2 separate regions of the Homo sapiens genome follow, and region 1 is linked to region 2. Evidence: chromatin contacts called from ENCODE Hi-C or POLR2A ChIA-PET data. All regions are on one chromosome and are shown on one strand. Each heading gives the region's core, a stretch centred on a gene start or an enhancer-like site at or near the end of the contact. The rest is flanking DNA. Distances are from core to core; before and after follow the strand shown. Region 1 holds the start of H2BC18 (H2B clustered histone 18). Region 2 holds the start of VPS45 (vacuolar protein sorting 45 homolog).

The links. A loop is a pair of places that touch in the nucleus more often than their neighbours do. ChIA-PET counts read pairs that join two places held with the same protein, here RNA polymerase II (POLR2A). Pooled maps may share reads with other maps.
Region 1: a loop to region 2 is called in a map of CD8-positive, alpha-beta T cell, with 17 times the contacts of the local background. The contact joins the promoter of H2BC18 here to the promoter of VPS45 in region 2. A Hi-C loop is called at or near these places in 1 of 168 maps with a recorded cell type or tissue (CD8-positive, alpha-beta T cell) and 4 of 50 pooled maps. POLR2A ChIA-PET finds 5 or more read pairs at or near these places in 1 of 52 experiments (PC-9).

What each region holds. Positions count from the first base shown.
Region 1 is chr1:149,808,753-149,814,539 of GRCh38, forward strand. H2BC18 (H2B clustered histone 18) reads right to left here and starts at 3,618. Exons shown (of 1, transcript NM_001024599.5): 1 at 3,127-3,618. The coding sequence starts at 3,571. The coding sequence ends at 3,191. H3C13 (H3 clustered histone 13) reads right to left here and starts at 4,941. Exons shown (of 1, transcript NM_001123375.3): 1 at 4,473-4,941. The coding sequence starts at 4,929. The coding sequence ends at 4,519. RefSeq lists enhancers at 3,278-3,357, 4,581-4,870.
Region 2 is chr1:150,063,945-150,069,089 of GRCh38, forward strand. It overlaps VPS45 (vacuolar protein sorting 45 homolog), which reads left to right and starts at 3,832. Exons shown (of 15, transcript NM_007259.5): 1 at 3,832-4,006; 2 at 4,686-4,820. The coding sequence starts at 3,914. It also overlaps a transcript of OTUD7B not described here. RefSeq lists a silencer at 3,009-3,248 and an enhancer at 3,459-3,788.

The DNA of each region.
Region 1 (5,787 bases), core at 2,368-4,867, 260 kb before region 2:
TAGTTCAGCTATAGTTAATCAAATGTAGAAAAGAAAAAAATTTTCCATAATATCTAGTAATTCTCCAAAACAAGCTTGTTCCTAGTTAAACACTGACATTCTTTGGTAACTCTCACTTTATCCCACAGAGGTCATGTACTTATTTCCCATCTGTTGTCCTATGCTTACATTCCAAATTCAGTTGCATTGACTTTTAGAACAGCTTTAGGAACTGCACCCAGTTTTAAAATACATTATTTGTCTAAAAATTATGACATGAGATTAAACTGTCATCTTTGTAGGTTTCTACACATACTCCAACTCATTCACCAATCCTTGAAAAGATTATGTAACCAATCTCAATGCCCTGACCCAGGCCAAGCCCATTTCTACATGTGCAGTGTTCTCTGGATCTGATATTTAAAGCCCCTTATCCTGATACTACACACCTTTTGTCTTCTGGAATGCACCTCTCTTCTCATCCTTTTTCAAGGCACTAGAAAAGCAGACCATTTCTGCAGCACCTCAAACCAGGGTGAGAAAGCTCCACTCTAATCTCATCATTTTAGCTACATAGATACATCGGCTCAAGGGAAGATGCCAAGTGTAGTACTTTACCACTCTGAGGATTTTTGAATCTATAACAGTTGTTTCAACTGGGCCAATAATTATGAAGGGCAATAATTAAAAGAGTATCCATAGTAAAGGAGTAAGAAAAAAAGTTAGAAAAAAAGTAGAGAAAAATATTTACTAGAGTATTTACTAGAACCCACCACTCTCAGATCAATTTTCTAGTGTTCTGTTGACTGGCAACCAGTCAACAAACTTTCATTGAGAAGCTATTTTATAGTAGGCATTGGGATAGCCTTTGTGGAATAAATACCGAGAAGCATATGTCTCTAGCAGAAGACAGACAAGAAAATGTAAAAACAAGAAAAAGAAATTGAGGAATAAGCCTACAGTTTAAAAAGCTACACAATTATTCGTTATGCAAGGAATGAGGCCTTAAGAGAAAGACTTCCCTGTGAACTACAATGAGATGAAAAAGCTTCTCAGAGTGAGATTTGAGCAAGAGTTTAAAAGAACTGACAGACTGATAAAAAGCTTCAAGTAGTCCAGAGGACTGAGTACTAAAACTCAGAACAATGTAACAAAAGCACAGAAGACAAAGTTAAAATGCTTTACATGACAGTAGAACATTTAGGCTAAGCTGGAGGACTGGGGAGAACAAGTGAAGAAGGTAAGTTTTGGCTAGATAATAGGTGGCCTTTAGTGTCAGGATGAGGATTTGGAAGTTAATCTTTTGGTCAGTGGATAATAAATGATGGCATTTGTGTAGTTGAGCCAGTTGACAATGCTTTAACAACTTCAAAAGGCCCTGAAAAACATGGTCCCTAATCCTTAAGAAAAAAGGAACTCCTGACTTCAGGACCCTAAGCTAGGAGGAAATTGGATAAATTCTCTTATGGCCCAACTGTATAGAAAATAGACCACCTCGGCCGTCTCACTTACTGAGTAACCTTTCCTACCAGAGAATGTGCTATATATGATTTCTTTACTTTCAACGGAAATTTTGGATTCTCAGTTATCTTTCCCTGACCTCTTGTCTGGTGATCAGAAAAAGATGACTAAACTGGGAATCTTTATTTTCTAGTGGAAAAAAAAAATCATGTATACCGCATTTTATATCTTTTAATTGGGTGTAAATTTGAATTTCAACATCATAAAAATTAGTAAAATTCATTTTAAGCACAAAGTTGTTAATTCCCCCAAGATTTATCAAGAATGGCTTAATTTCAAAGGCTGTCAAGTTAATTATAAGCTAAGATTTTCCAGTTGCACCAAGGGTATATTTTATTTGGCAAAAGAAACATCCACTGGCTTTTGTCAGGATGAGTCTTGAGTTATTCAAGTTTTGAACTGAGAGGTCTTCAGAAATTCACCCCACATATTAACTGTGGCCTTCTCTACACCACAAATTCCCCTCCACTCATCCTCAAATTGTTTCCTTTCTCAGGACATCTGTGACACAAAGACTGTGACACACCCACAGGTCGATTAACATGAGGACCCAACACCTATTAAAACATCCACACTCCTGAGAACACTAAAAACCAACCACCTCGTCAGGTCCCACCTCCAGTCTAGCTGAATCAGGAAACCTCAGGAGAAGCACCTGGAAGCAGGTTTAACAAGCGCAAAGGTGACTCTTATAATTGGGAAAGTTTGGAACCAAGACAGGGTTCTTGTCCTGGAGGAAGTATTTTCCTGTGGAGAAGGACCTGTAAACAGCCTATGAAGTGCTCAGCTTTCACCAAGAAAAGAAAAACATGGGCTGATAGGGTTAAGGAAACGTTTGACTGAAGAGGATTAAATCCTGAAGGTTAGGGATGTCTTTGGGCGCTGGGGTCTCTCAATCACCAAAGATCGACATTACAGGCCAGGTAGCTCTTTGTCCCCCCAGAGGACTGTCCTGTGCCTTATGCTTAGCACTCCTGGCCTCTGCCCATTGGATACTTCTAGCACCTCCCCCGCAACACACACACACCTGACAACCCAAAACATCTACAGATATTGCCAAATACTCCACAGGGGGTGGGGTGGTGGCAATATATCTCCCTGTTTGAAGTCACTGGAATGGAAGTTAGGGGAGGATGGCTAAGTCAGGACTTGCAAAAAGGCTAAGGGACGAAAGCACATGGCTATATTAGACAAAGTTTGTGACAGACGCCTGTAGGTATATGGTAAGGAAAACAGATTAAAACACTAAGAAATAGTAAGAGGTCGGACCGAGGGTTTCTCATCTGTATGGGAAATCTCATCTCGTTCATTACTTTCAGAAACAAAAAGGAAAACGACTTTAAAGATACAGGTTAAAGGCCGAAGGGGTGTAGAACCACCCCCCGCCTCCTTCCCTCCATCCCTCCCAAATATCCCAGAACGAGTCAAACCTTTCGAATCTCGTAGCACAGATAACAAGCAACTCAGTAAGACTGGACGGGGATGACTGAGGGCCAACTCATTACAGGACTACAGGAAACTCCTTAGTCCTAAACCCGAATGCATCCGTGACCATGGTAACACTCCCTACCTGACCAAAAGCTATCAAACGCTCTGACAAGTGTTTACAGCTGCTTTCTCGATTACTGAAGTGGCTCTGAAAAGAGCCTTTGGGGTTAGGTGGTTGATCTATTGCGTCCCTTGCACACTCTTACTTCGAGCTGGTGTACTTGGTGACCGCCTTGGTGCCCTCGGACACGGCGTGCTTGGCCAGCTCGCCGGGCAGCAGCAGGCGCACGGCCGTCTGGATCTCGCGGGATGTGATGGTGGAGCGCTTGTTGTAGTGCGCCAGGCGGGACGCCTCTCCCGCGATGCGCTCGAAGATGTCGTTGACGAAGGAGTTCATGATGCCCATGGCCTTGGACGAGATGCCGGTGTCGGGGTGGACCTGCTTCAGCACCTTGTACACGTAAACGGAGTAGCTCTCCTTGCGGCTGCGCTTGCGCTTCTTGCCGTCCTTCTTCTGCACTTTCGTAACAGCCTTTTTGGAGCCCTTCTTGGGAGCAGGAGCGGATTTCGCTGGATCCGGCATTTTTGCGCGAAAAAAGAGAAAAGAGACTTAAAGAAGTAATCCGAACTACCGCAAAACGGGCTGGTTATGCGCTACTTATAGAGCCCGTATGCAAATGAAGACTCGCAAAGTGCTGCGCTTTCATTGGTTAACTTACAACGGTGTCGTCAGAGGGGGTGGAGTCTATGTAAATAATAGATTCTAGTCTTGCTTCCTTAATGGTCACTGTAACAAAAGTCTTGTTATCCTATCAGAATGGTCCATTTCACACTAACCAGTTTTAAGCTAGGTGAAGCGATAGTTTCTACGGCTTGGGGTTTTTTCTTGGTTTTCACTTTCCATTAGACTTGCATACGGAAGAAATCTTAACGCCAGCTAGACAAGTTAACTCTCTTGCCTCGTTTTTGCATTTTTATTCTATACTTTGTGGAAATTTTTTTCTCTTCCTTGAAATACTACCTCACCCATTTTTAAAAATCGCCAGATATTTACTCCCGCCCGCTTAAATTACTATTCTGGCTTGGACACCGCCTGTAGTATGCAATGAGGAAGATGCTGAGCTTTAATTAAGCTTATAGTTCCTAAATAAACCAGGAAACGGGTTTATAATTTTTAAGGGACTCGCCCCACCCTTACACTCAGGATCTTCCACATCTAGAAACTCCCCATAGTCTCTTGCCCCCATGCAAAACTTTACCCACAGAATTGGGAGCCGGACCTCTAGCCTTAAACCAGCGTGAAAACGCTCGGCCGGAACCACAAGGACCATGCCTCTGCGGCTTTCTCTACTGCCGGCCAACTCACGGCTGGGCTTTGGGTTCTGTAACGTCACCCACCACGAGTGCCCCTGGCCCCTGACCGCTGCGCAAGGCAGACGCACATCAGATGGAGAGCCGGTACAGCTGCTCTTGATGAAAACGGCAGTGGCTCTGAAAAGAGCCTTTAGATCGACCACTTAAAAATATGCCTTAGGCCCGCTCCCCGCGGATGCGGCGGGCCAACTGGATGTCCTTGGGCATGATGGTCACGCGCTTGGCATGGATGGCGCACAGGTTCGTGTCTTCGAACAGCCCCACCAGGTAGGCCTCGCTGGCCTCCTGCAGCGCCATCACGGCCGAGCTCTGGAAGCGCAGGTCCGTCTTAAAGTCCTGCGCGATCTCGCGTACCAGCCGCTGGAAGGGCAGCTTGCGGATCAGCAGCTCCGTAGACTTCTGGTAGCGCCGGATCTCCCGCAGAGCCACGGTGCCGGGCCGGTAGCGGTGCGGCTTCTTCACCCCGCCCGTGGCCGGCGCGCTCTTGCGGGCCGCTTTGGTAGCCAGCTGCTTCCTCGGGGCCTTGCCGCCGGTCGACTTGCGGGCAGTCTGCTTAGTACGGGCCATGCTGTCTCATTGATAGGAGAGGGTCTAGGCAGTCATATTTATAGACATAGTCTCCTCTTGATTGGGCCTGAAAAGGAAATTTTCAAACTTGTGATCTCATTGGTTAAAATTCAATCCTCTTTACTGGGGCGGAAGATTGTTCTGCTAATCTTTCTTCCCTTATTATTTCCCCCTTTCCTGATTTTTTTCTGTAATTTTATCGATCACGGATTGTTTTTGAAGACTTTCCTTTAAATTAGTCTAACTTTTGTAAAAGCAATGTATAAAGTGTTTTGCATCCCATTTTAACAGAGATTTTTTTTTTCCCCGAATTCAAGCATGCCCTTCTATGAGCTATCAGCCTGTTTCAGGTTACCTGTTACTGTAGCTCTTCTACCATAGCTAACATTTATTTCATGTCTGGCATTTTGCTCAGCAAGTTAGATGCATTGTATACCATGAATGACCGAAGCTTAGCAAAAAAATATGTAATTGAAGGAATGAAAAAATTGATCTTATTTACTTGACCTTGGAACCCAGCCAAAGCCATTTCATGTGGGTAGTGTGCTGACCTATATTGACCTGATATTAGAGCCTCTGCCTTCCTTTAGTCTTTTCTCCCTGCGATGTGGTTCCTTCTTCCTCAACCTCACATCAATGGCCAATTAGGTCCTGCAGATGTTAAGCTTCTAAATCAAAGAAGGACAACACCAGAAATTCATTTCTCCTTTACAATGTAGAATAGTTTGTAAATTAGTGCTTATTAGCCAGATTACAAGTTCAAGTTTCAAAGCAAATTATTCATCAATTGCTGACTTGCTAACATTTTATTCAATAAAGTATTTTATAATGCTTAAAAGTTTAGTTTTTTTTCTGTTC
Region 2 (5,145 bases), core at 2,582-5,081:
TCAAATCTTCCCATTAGTATTTCTATTATTGTATAGTAATACAAGATCAAGTCTTAATGGAAATTATATTTAGAAGCTATGGATGACATTTTCTGAAATTGATTCTATGTTTAAATTTTCTTGTCAATGGGAAATACATATAACCATAAGTGAAAAATAAGCTAAAACATGTTTACCTTTTGATTTCTAATAATCGAAGCTGATATTTATTGAGCATTTACTATGCACCAGGCACTGTGTAAAATACTTTTTTGCACATTATTTCATTTAATTCTCACAAATTCATGAGGTAGGTTACGTTATTACCATTTATCTGATGAAGAAATGGTTAGAGAAATTAAGAACACTGCACAAATACTAGTTGTATGACACAAGTAATCCTTTCTTTCTTTCTCTTTCTTTCTTCTTTTCTCTCTTCTCTTCTCTTCTCTTTTTTCTTTTCTTTTCTTTCTGGCAGAGTCTCACTCTGTTGCCTGGAGTGCAGTGGCATGAACATGGCTCACTGCAGCCTCGATTTCCAGGGCTCAAGCAATCCTACCGCACGCTTCTCAAGTAGCTGGGACCACAGATGTACCCGCTACACCTAGCTAATTTTTAAATTTTGTGTAGAGACAAGGTTTAGCTATGTTGCCCAGGTTGGTCTCAAATTCCTGGGCTCAAGCAATCCTCCTGACTTAGCCTCCCAAAGTGCTAGGATTACAGGCATGAACCACTGTGCCTGGCCAATACTGCCATTCTTTATGCAAATATTTTTTTCAATTGTTATCAAGTAGGAAATCTAATTAACTTCAGTTTCATTGAATTTCATCTTTACTTCCTTCCTATCCATGGCTTATGAGAGAAGTGTTAACATGAAGCAACAAGGATTATAGTAAATAGAGAATTAATAATCTAAAATAACTGAGTTGGCCATATTGTTATTATAATTATGCTGAAGCTTATTTACATATTCTTTGTTTTGTGTTGAAGCCTTGAGCTCTGGTGGGGGAAAATCATGATTTTGATTAAACACAAAATGGGCAGTTAAACCTCTAAATAGTATACATGGAGAAAGCTGAAGTACATTTAATTATTTAGATAATCATTCCTGATTATTTAACTTACATATTTACAAGCCTAAATAAAATGTACAAATGTAAATAGTGCTTTTTTTTTTGGAGACAGGTCTCACTCTGTCACCCAGGCTGCAGTGCAGTGGCACACTGTAACCTCAACCTCCTGGGCTCAGGTGATCCTCCCATCTCAGCCTCCCAAGTAGCTGGGACTGGAGGCGCTGGCCACCATGCCCAACTAATTTTTTGTATTTTTTTGTACAGACAGAGTTTCATCATATTGTCTAAGCTGGTCTTGAACTTCTGGACTCAAACGATTGGCCTCGCCTTGGCCTTCCAAAGTGTTGGGATTACAGGAGTAAGCCACGTGCCTGACCAATACTGCATTTTTTGACTTCCTGTTTTCTATCCTTAAAGCACTGATTTCTTGGACCCAGTGAAAACAAATTTTTCAAGTTGAAGATTTTAAGTTAATGTAGTCATTCATATTTGAAGGATGTCATGATTTATTTTTTAAATTTAATGTCTTTACTATTGAAAATATTTCTTGTTATTATAGTTTACTTATACCCTAAATTAAAAATAAGTAGGCACTTCATATTCTGGATTTGCTGTCACTTGCCTGCAACAAAACAAGTAACTGGGTTTATCCTGGATGAGTCACAAAGCAAGAGCTTGGATTTTATCATTGGTTTCAGTTCTATTTTTAGAGGTATGGGGATACAAAAGAAGTTCTTAATTTGGAGACATTTAAAATGGCTTGTGTGGTTTTCTTCAGGAAGGAAGGATGCTGTCTAACTTCAGGACCATCACAGCACCCTTTAAATATGTAATAATTATTTTGTTCAAAATGTTTATGTTCCATATCTTATCGCTCAATGTATAAAATATCACTGCCACTGACATCAATGAAATTTTATGTGAAATGGAATGAGTTAGTAAGTGTCAAGTAGGTATTTTCCTCGTCCCTCAAAAAGTTATGTGCCCAAGTATAAATCATCAAAAGGATAAAGATTCTTTCCATCTATTGCTTACAGACTGACTATTGTTTAAAAAGGCACGAATTTCATAGACAAGTCTTTATCTCCTTCTTTCTTAAAAAAGCACAGAAAATGGGGAAAAATCTTCTATACTGCAATCTAAATTATAGGTAAGAAAAATAAAAACCAAGTGACATAGGAGATTGGCAGTGAATTTTCAAATATCAGTAATTTACAGGATTTACAGGATTTTCATTAGCGTTGTTTCCATGTTTTCTGTAAGATACGAACATTTAAATTGATAAGAATGGAATGTTCATATAACATTTCTTGTATCCATTTAAAGATTCACATTTTCACTTTAATATATAACTTAAGACTTTTCTTTCAAAACACATCTAAAAATTAGTAAAATGCCTAAAGGGAAGCTTTATTTACTTGGTAGAAAAGCTGAAAGAAAAAAAACATATTCTTCACAATTTCAGAGGTGACAAAAATCTCTTATATTTCAGTAGTTTCTGATCTCCCTTAAGGGATTTGAGAATTATATATAATATTGCATAATCTTAAGCTGATTAATGTTAAAGTGCTATTGGTCTATTTTAACTGTGTACTTCTTAAAATATAATGAAAGAATTTATTTGGTAATCCTGAATCTATTGACCTCACAAACACTGGTCATTATTTTGGTGGAAATATTCATAAGCATTTTTAGTTACTGATTTCTAACAATTGTTTCTTATTATCTTCCTGATTTTACAATTCCCCAAAGTAAAGGTGCGAAAAACAAACATCTACCCTCCTTTTCGACAAATGCCATGATAGAGGGGAGACCTGTGTGGTGTAAAGACAAATGCAGACATTTGGAAGTTGATGGTTTTAAGATTCAGTAAAAACTTGAGAGTTTTGGCTTCAAATCCCCACGCTAGTTTTAGTTCTACCGGATACGTGTCCCCTACCCATTTCAAAGGACCCAGTCACCTCGGCTCTTGCCTGAGTTTCAGAGTCCCGCCGGAGTTAGAGCTGGCAGAGTCCAATTGCTCAGAGCGCCGAGGCGGGGGCGGGGCAGGGGGACGCTTGCAGGTCCGGTGGTCCCGCGGGCTGCGAGCCCCCACGGCCGACCCTAGCTGCAGACCCTCCTGGAGAACCTCAGGCCTTTCCCCCAGAAACATCCCTAAAAGGCGTTCCCTTTGTTCATTCATTCAACAAATATTTGTTCAATCTCATATGCCCCTCTGTCTTGGGAAAACCAATTAGGGCCTCTGCAGCCTCAACACAGGGGCACTGTTCCCGCCTATTAATGACGCAATGAACCCGGGAAGACGAATCTCGACCACTGTTTCGCAAATACCGCGTGTGATTTATTAAATGCCGTCTCTCCGAGTCCCAAGCGGCCGGGAGCATTATGCCACCTCCCTTGCCCTCATCTCTCACTGCCATGCAAGAAAGCGTTAATGGCAAATAGGGCACGTAGCCACACTCCGTCGTTCCTGCTTCCAAGCAAACCTTGTGCCAGGTTCCTCATTTCGCGAGGCTCCACTCTCTTGGGCTTCAGGCTGCCGCTGGGCCTCCAGCACCAAAGGGCAATAGGGGTCTGAGAGTCCGGGCCTCAGGCATCTTCAGGCCGCAGGTGGGTGGAGAATAACGCCCGCGCGTGGCAGCGGCCCAGGCCGTCTCAGCCGGATTTTTCCATCCCCGGGGTAGGCTTGGTCCCCTGTACACTCCAGCGGAACTACAACTCCCAGCACCGTGGCTGCCCGGACTCCCGGAAGCCGAATCCCGGCTGGGAGGAAGCAGCTGAGACCCGGCCAACAGACTGGGGGTTAATTTAGCCAGAAAAGGGGGCGGGAAGGGCTGTAGGGTACTTGTCAATTCGCCGCCATGAACGTGGTTTTTGCTGTGAAGCAGTACATTTCCAAAATGATAGAGGACAGCGGGCCTGGTATGAAAGTACTTCTCATGGATAAAGAGACGGTGAGTTTGCTTTTGCTCAGCATTTGTGAAGGAACCCTCTCAACCTTACAATTGCTCGTCCCATTCCACTGTAGGACTTAGCATTTAATTAAACATACGAAAATGAGGGTCGGTTTGTGTGGAATTGAAAAGTTGTTTATATAAAGCTTGCCCGGTGGGTTTTCAGTCTACATGGCTCCAGCCACTGCCTAGAGACTACTTCTACCCGGAACAATTTATTGGAATCAGAAATCCTTTTCTAAATGTCCCCGCCAAGAAATCATTAATATGTCAGAGCACTTGGAAGGCTTTGGGATGGGCCTACTGTTTCCACTCAACATTGTGTTTTTAAAGTAAAGCTGTTGGAGCTCAAGCTGAAATGACAGATTATTTGTTGGCCACAGACCAGAAAACAAAACTCTTTAAGGTGATAGAAAAAAATATTTTTGGAAACTTATGGATTGTTCCTGTTCAAAGAGACCATGTTTTTTGTTTTTAATCTTGAAGCTTCAGCTGAAAGGATAGAGCGTATTTTTCATTCTCGTATGTTACCTACCTGTTTGGATGTTCAGTAAATGTTTTCCGTATATTACTATTTAAGTTATCCAGCTAAGTATTAATGAAAAAAGAGGGTTAGATGTGCTACTTGTTTTTATTATTCTAGACTAGCATACTTTTAGTTAATCTTTTGTTTTTACAGACTGGCATAGTGAGTATGGTATACACACAATCGGAGATTCTACAGAAGGAAGTGTACCTCTTTGAACGCATTGATTCTCAAAATCGAGAGATCATGAAACACCTGAAGGCAATTTGTTTTCTTCGACCTACAAAGGTACTGCATAAACTGAGCTTCCATCTGCCCAGGCAGATGCAGAACACTCTGATCTGAAAGCATTAAGAAGGCAAAATAAATTTGTATTATCATAATTTGTGGCATCATAATTATCCTGGTTCATCAGTGTTATAACCTTCATTTTTCTTGTTTTGTTTCCATATTTCAGTTGACCCCTTACAGCCAGTTCTTCCTTCAAGATGTTTTTTAGGTTCACAGCCATTCCCATTGCCACTAATGAACTACTCTTAACGGAGACCCACATTACTTTATTCCTGGATTAACCTCCGTATCTGTCACATTGAACACCATCAACACTTAATTT